Linked DNA regions of Homo sapiens: all the other regions are linked to region 1. The links are chromatin loops, found by intact Hi-C in ENCODE. Cell type or tissue: PC-3. All regions are shown on one strand.

The links. Peaks named below come from ENCODE experiments on the same cell type or tissue, not always from the same donor. Only the 100,000 strongest peaks of a DNase experiment are listed, where the experiment ranks them.
Region 2: it touches region 1 in a loop (2.2-fold over the local background); 4 of 110 quality-filtered maps call a loop at or near these places.
Region 3: a loop joins it to region 1, with 3 times the contacts of the local background. A loop is called at or near these places in 3 of 110 quality-filtered maps.

Annotation. Positions count from the first base shown.
Region 1 is chr5:31,987,081-31,989,580 of GRCh38, forward strand. All of the region lies in intron 3 of PDZD2 (PDZ domain containing 2), which reads left to right. Among named protein-coding and RNA genes, the nearest start is that of MIR4279, 52 kb to the left of the region's middle. In PC-3, no CTCF peak of the experiment used is centred here; a DNase peak (open chromatin) is centred at 1,431; H3K27ac peaks cover 1,074 bases.
Region 2 is chr5:32,056,583-32,059,082 of GRCh38, forward strand. It overlaps PDZD2 (PDZ domain containing 2), which reads left to right. Exons shown (of 25, transcript NM_178140.4): 11 at 1,073-1,146; 12 at 1,296-1,521. Among named protein-coding and RNA genes, the nearest start is that of GOLPH3, 120 kb to the right of the region's middle. In PC-3, CTCF peaks have their summits at 1,103 and 1,308; a DNase peak (open chromatin) is centred at 719; H3K27ac peaks cover 2,415 bases.
Region 3 is chr5:31,824,645-31,827,144 of GRCh38, forward strand. The region is part of intron 2 of PDZD2 (PDZ domain containing 2); the gene reads left to right. It overlaps LOC124901200 (small nucleolar RNA U13), which reads left to right; the gene lies at 1-38. Among named protein-coding and RNA genes, the nearest start is that of MIR4279, 110 kb to the right of the region's middle. In PC-3, a CTCF peak has its summit at 1,047 (motif pointing right); a DNase peak (open chromatin) is centred at 1,047.

The sequences.
Region 1 (2,500 bases):
TCAAAGTTCCTCATTATCTTCTTAGCAAAGATCTTTACTACTCTGAGAGTTTTTGCGAGTCTGCTTATATAGAATGTAATGTATTTTTGTAATGCTACATGTTGAAAATGAATACAACCAAATGTAGTCACATAGCAAAAAAAGAACCCTACCACTTGCCAAGCAGACAAGTTTATTCATGACTGGCATGGGTATGTCTATGGGTACATTTGTGGTCTTTCCCTAGGAATCGTAATCTACCCTGTACACTACCAGACCCTTTTCCTATGCCTCCTCTGTAAGTGGTTCAGCAGAGACCTCATGCAGGCTTCCTGGATCTGCATCTGCAGAAACGAGTAGAAAACTCAGAAGGAGCATCACACTCAGAACATCTCCCTGATGAGCCCTCACGTTTGCATCAGAGGCAGCCTGAGGATGGTCCTTTTCCAGGAAGCCCCCTTGGTCACTGGGTGAACTCACATTGTCCTACATGGTAACATCTCCCAAGTCTGTGTCTGAGCCCTCAGCTCTCTCCTGAGCCCCTGAGTTTTGTGCCAACTGCCTGCAGGATGTCTCCATCTTGGATATATTTCACATCATGCCTAAAACTCAGCACATCATTTTCCCATACCGCTGAACCCACTCCAGTGCTCCAGGTCTCCCCATCCCCAAAGTTTGCCCAAGCTGGAAGTTTGATGAGATTCATTGGGGGTGACCAACCATCCTGGTTTGTCCAGAACTTCCCCTGGTTTCTCACTGAAAATCCTGGGAAACCCTCCGTCCTAGGGAGAGTGGGACAGCTGGTCATCTTGGAGTCACCTGAAGCACTGCCCACTGCCTTCTGCCATGTCTGGTCAATCACCAAGTCCCCTCAACTGTAGCTCCTTTTGAAATCCTGCAGCTCAACCTGCCTCTCTCTTTACTCCCATAACTTCAGGTCAGGGCTAGGCTGCTTTCATTTTGCCCCCTGGGCTGTCACAGTACTCCCCTACCCGGGACATCGCCCCACTCCTATCCCATTCATCCACTGTCCCAACTGCCACCAGAGGGACCTTTCTAAACAGCACATCTCATTACTCACACACATACACATAGGTGCACAACATACATGTGCATGCACACACACGCACACTGTAGCTGAAACCCGTTTGGTGGGTCCACTTTGCCTTCGTGGTTGTTACCAAACACATTGGGATGTCATTTGAGGCCCTTTATTATCTGATTCCTGGTTAACTGTCTGCCTCCATCTCTCACTGCTTTCTTTTTTTCTTTTTTACCTTTACCAGTTTATTATATAATAAAGAATACAGATGAAGAATTACATAAGGCGAGGTCCAGAGGGTTCCCAGCACAGGAGCTTCTGTCCTTGTGGAGATGGGGGTGGGGGGGGTGCATCACCCTCCTGGCATGTGGATGTATTCACCCTCCTGGCATGTGGATGTATTCACCATCCTGGAAGCTCTCCAAACCTCATACTCTAGGGATTTGTATGAAGGCTTCATCCTGAAGGCATGATCATTTGTTAACTCAAAATCCAGCATTTCTCCCCTGACTCCAGAAGATGGGGGTAGGGCAGAAAGTTGCAAGCTTCTCATGGCCTGTCCTTTCTGGTAACTAACCCCCGTCTGGAAGCTATCCCTGATATCCAGTTTCTTATTCCCTGATTTGGAGTGAATTCACTGCAAGCTTTTTCAAAGACCATACTTAGTGTCACCTCTGAGCCTTTGCGAGTGCTCCGCTCACTACCTGGTTTCTTCTCCCCTCTCCCACGTCGCTTAGCTTCTACCTTTCCTAGGGGACCAAGCCTCAAGACACCCTCCTGTAGGAGGTCTCTGTGACATTCCTGCCGCCTGCTCTGTCATTAGCCATCTCCTCTTCGGTCTCCTGCGGTACCCTCTGCTGGTCTTCATTCATGCCCGAGCCCGACGTATTCCAATTACCATTTGGCTCATCGTGTCCCCAGTAGACTTTAAGAGCAAAGCCTTTGATTTTTTAAAAATGTTTTATATATTTGGGGGATGGAGGTGCAGATTTCTTCAACACATATATTACGTAGTGATGAAGTTCAGGCTTTAACGTGCCCATCACCTGAATAGTGAACATTTTTCTTGATAGATAATTTTTTAGCTCTCACCCTGCTTCCCCGTTTTCCAGTCTCCAGTGTCTGTTATTCCACTCTGCACGGACAGCCATTGTTCACCTCCCACTTATGAGTGAGAACATGGAGTATTTGACTTTGTGTCCTGAGTTATTTCACTGAAGGTAATGGCCTTTGGTTCCATCCATGTTGCTGCAAAAGACATGATTTAATTCTGTTTTATGGCTGAGGAGTATTCTGTGGTATATACCACATTTTCTTTTCTTTTTTTTTTTTTTTTTTTGAGACGAAGTCTCACTCCGTCACCCAGGCTGGAGTGCAGTGGCGCGATCTTGGCTCGCTGCAGCCTCTGCCTCCTGGGTTCAAGCAATTCTCCTGCCTCAGCCTCCCAAATAGCTGGGACTATAGGCACACGCCACCATG
Region 2 (2,500 bases), 70 kb after region 1:
ATATTCCTAGCAGACGCTATCAACAGCTTGAAAAACGACCTGACTGTGCCGCCTTAGAGTTAAAAATAATAGGAGAGCTGGGGCAGGGGGCCATGTGCGAGCATATTCCTGCACATGCCTGGCAAATTAACATGACCCTGCAGTCATCTCTGAGATAGAAGCTTATAGTAAACTTGCCAGCTTACTGACAGAGAACCTGGAACTGCATCAGCAAGATTATTTTTGGGCCGGGAGCAGTAGCTCACACCTGTAATCCCCGCACTTTGGGAAGCCGAGGCGGGCAGATCACTCAAGGCCAGGAGTTCAAGACCAGCCTGGCCAACATGGTGAAACCCTGTCTCTACTAAAGATACAAAAAAAAATTAGCCATATATGGTGGCGTGCACCTGTATTCCCAGCTATTCAGGAGGCTGAGGCATGAGAATAGTTTGAACCTGGGAGGCAGAGGTTGTAGTGAGCTGAGGTCACGCCACCGCACTCTAGCCTGGGTGACTGAGCCAGAGCAATACTCTGTTTCAAAAAAAAATTTTTTTTTAGTAAAAAAAAGACTGTTTCTGGGCTGCCATTGCTCAGTAATATTTTAGCAAGTTTTTGTTATCATTAAAGCCATTTTCCATACACCATGCTGATTCTCTGTGCTTGGGGAACTTGTCTTTCTACAAATATAGGAGTGACTTCTCAAATGTTGTATGTGTTCATGCCTCATTGCCAGTGGGTTTAAGTTTTTAAACAATGACTATGAGGAACGCCTTTGAACTAGATTTCTGCAGTTTGATTTCGAAACATAGGACATCTGTTGTCAAACTTGGCAATGGCTAAAAAAATAAGATTTTCATGCTTCCCATAGTTATTTTAATTGAAGATTGAAATACAGAATTACTGCAAAAGAATATGTGTTGTCATTAATTGTCCCATTTTGTGACATTCCTGGGAGCTAAGCTAAACAATAAAAGTTATTTTATGTGGTAGTAAATCAGGGACCATATGGTATCCCAAAATAAGTCTGACTGAGCAGTTAAATTCCAGGAAATTAAAGGCTAATGTTAATGTAATTCTCACATTTGATCACTAGGGGATGAAATCCTAGATGTAAATGGAATACCAATAAAGGGCTTGACATTTCAAGAAGCCATTCATACCTTTAAGGTAACAACATTCTTATTGATCTCCTTTATCCTATTTTCCTTTCTTTATTTCCTTCTGGCTTGGGTTTGGTGAGTTGTTTTTTTTTTTTAACCCTTTGATATAAGGACATTCCAAATGTTTCAGCCCACCTTTCCTCACTGTTTTCTCAGCAAATCCGGAGTGGATTATTTGTTTTAACGGTACGCACAAAGTTGGTGAGCCCCAGCCTCACACCCTGCTCGACACCCACACACATGAGCAGATCCGCCTCCCCGAACTTCAATACCAGTGGGGGAGCCTCAGCGGGAGGTTCCGATGAAGGCAGTTCTTCATCCCTGGGTCGGAAGACCCCTGGGCCCAAGGACAGGATCGTCATGGAAGTAACACTCAACAAAGGTGATAGCAGCTATTCCTTACCTTTGTCTCATTTCTTGAATAACATTTTGGAATCTGTTGTTAGCTTAATTCTTCCTTGTTGTTCTATGAATTATTCCTTTGGTACAATCTTCTATCAACAACACGTGGTCTCTGCATGGGACAGTGAGGTCAGGTAGAGAGATGTTAGTCACTTTAGTCAAAGTGAAGGGAAGTTACCAGTAGCATGGAGCTCTCTAAGCTCTCCCCATGAATCACTGTGGGTCAGAGGCTTGTGTTTAAAAAAAAAAAAAAAAAAATCACTGGCCAGGCACAGTGGCTCATGTCTGTAATCCTAGCACTTTGGGAAGCCGAGGCAGGTAGATCACCTGAGGTCAGGAGTTTGAGACCAGCCTCCCCAACATGGCGAAACCCCGTTTCTACTAAAAATAAAAAAAAAAAATTAGCTGGGCGTGGTGGCAAGCGCCTGTAATCCCAGCTACTCGGGAGGCTGAGGCAAGACAATCGCTCGAACCCGGGAGGCAGAGGTTGCAGTGAGCCGAGATCGTGCCACTGCACTCTAGCCTGGGCAACAAGAGCAAAACTCCGTCTCAAAAAAAAAAAAAAAAAAATTCACCGGTGAGCTTAAGTCTGGGGCTAATATAAAATTTTAAAGAACAAAAGATTATAGTTAAGTGTACAGTTAACACTAGTAACTAGAATTCATGCGTGATCACCAAATCTTACTGCTTTTCATCCCTGTTTCTTTTTCCTCCCCACCTACTCTAGAAACATGATGGAAGATTAAACAACCAAGAGATTATGTGTTAAAAAGAAAAGCAAAAGAAAGCTTGAGTTTGTGTACCTAGAATAAAAACGTTACTTATAGCCTGCCTATTTCTAAAAACAGATGTGAGGAGGTTAGTTAGACTAAGCAGAGAGTTGACCGTCGGATAATTCAGTCCGTAACTAGCTCCCAGGTTAGCCATGGGCTCATTCTATTAACAGCAGTGGCAAGTGT
Region 3 (2,500 bases), 160 kb before region 1:
AAACCTTGTTGCAATGTCAGTGCATTACCTGTCTAACCTGAAAAAAAAAAAAAAGAATCAGACTGTCTTGGCTTAAATCTTGGCTTAAACTTTCTAAGCTTTAGTTCCCTCATTTTAAAATGGGAATAAAATGCGTTAGGAAAATTATGGAAAGATACACAAACATTGTTATCAGCAGTTACTTCAGAGGGAACGATTGCAGGATCAAATATCATAGGAGGTTTTTAGGATTAAATGAAATGATGCTTAGAAAGTTCTTAGGACAGTGCATGGCACATGGTAAAGCTCTATTAATACTAGCTCCGTGTTTGTAGAAAAACAGACCCTTTGACATGCTCGCCCTTCCTGCAGTTCCATATGTGCTAAATTTGTTTAGTATCACATGACACTGGCCCTGTCTCCCTACACACGCCCACGCATCCCCACCTCCACCTCCTGGCCACCCACCAGGGATAGATAGACTAAACCCAGCCATTAGACTTGACTGACAACCAGTTTAATCTCCTGAAAATCTGGAATCAAGCCAGTGAGAGACCACGCTGCTTTGCTGTGTGGGATGAGCTGGAACACCAAACGGAACCACATCTGGATTCATGTCCAGAAAGAGTCAGAGCCACATGCCCGTACTACAGTTACAGAATGGCAGACGTCAAGAGGAAGCTGGTTTCTTTAGAGGAACACAGAGTGGACATGCAGAAAAGGACAGGGATGAAAGACAGTGTCCCCAGAAAAAGGGATGGGACAGTACCTTCCAGGGGCTGGCAGTTTCCAGCACCAGTTCCCACAGTGCCTAGCTGGACTTGTTTCCCCAAGATCTCCATGTCCTCATAAGTGTCCTTTGCAAACAAATAAGCCCTAGCCAAAGAAAGGCTGCTGTGGGTGACAAATCAGACAGTCGGTCATGTTCTAATACATCCTGGGACACCGGGCTCTGGTGCTGACTCCACATCAATGTACAAGACAATTAAATGGTATTTGTAGTCTTTTTCCAGACCTTTTTTCAACTGTCAGCACAGTTGAATTCCCAGTGGCCTCTGGAGGGCACTATTCAGTTAAGTTTATTCCACGGTAGTGAGCACTACACCAGCAGAGCATTTAAGGAAAAGGTGTTTGAAATAATAGTTACCATTTCCTGAGTACCAACAACATGCTAACCACGGTGCTGCTTGCTTTACGTATATTGTATCTTAAACAATCACAACGGCTGTTTCCATCCAGCAATTGGAGATTGTTTTCGAGCATGGTTACTTGTTTCCACAGGCATGCTATTAACAGGTGTCAAGCAAAAGGAAAGCTTTTTTTTTTTCCTCTTTTAATGAACAGGAAGACTGAGTTTACAGCTCCTGATGCGAACCAGTTCAAGTTCAGTTGCCCCTCAATGTACTCCTTTTTAATTAGAAAAACAACAAATGTAGCACCATTGCAACACAGAGGGGAAAAGATATTTGGTACGGGGGTATAAATATCTGGGTCCCTCTTCTCTCTCAAGGTGAGGCAAAATGTTTCCTGTCTCCTGCCTTTTATCCATGCCCCCAAGATAATCGTGTTGGTTTCATGCCCGGCTGTGGGCTGCTAGGGAGTGGGAGCTGCTCCACAGGGAAGAAGTTTTTGTTCTCTACCTTGCTCAATGCCACCGTGGTGGGGAGGGTAGGAGTGAGGCTCCAAACCTTTTCAGGTAACAGTTCCCTGCAAAGTCTGAAAACAACCACTGACCTGTCTCCCTTTTATTTTTTACAAGATATTTGAGGCCAGCCACGGTGGTTCATGTCTGTAATCTCAGCACTTTGGGAAGCCGAGGCGGGTGGATCATTTGAGGTCAGGAGTTCAAGACCAGCCTGACCAACATGGTGAAACCCTGTCTCTACTAAAAATACAAAAAAAATTAGCCAGCTGTGGTGGCACGCACCTGTATTCCCAGCTACTTGGGAGGCTGAGGCAGGAGAATCACTTGAACTCGGAAGGCAGAGGTTGCAGTGAGCCGAGATCACGCCACTGCACTCCAGCCCGGGTGACAGAACAAGACTCTGTCTCAAAAAAAAAAAAAAGATATATGAAACCTGTTTATTCGATATTATCAATGTAAATTAAAACATTTATCAGATATTACCCAAATGAGCCACATGCATTAGGTATATGCTTCTCATTTACTTCTTACAACATCCCTATGAGGTAAGAGGCGAGTATTATTACCTGCATTCACAGATGAGGAAATATAGGCTGAGAAAGATTGGATAAACCCATCTATTAAGAGACAGAGCCTGGAATCGAGCCGGGGTGACCTGCCTCCAAGACCTGAGTCTTTTTTTGCTGGGATGCTCTGTCAATTGCTACCCATATGCCAAATAGTGTGTCTGTCCCTATAGACAGCACGTCCATTCCCCAGAAAGGAGCGTAACCTTCCTGTAGGCAGCAACAATTCTGTAAGTGGCATCCTGGCCAGGGAACCTTGCTCTTTATTCATGAGGTCACTGTCTTGCCACTTCCCCACTATGGAGGGGTG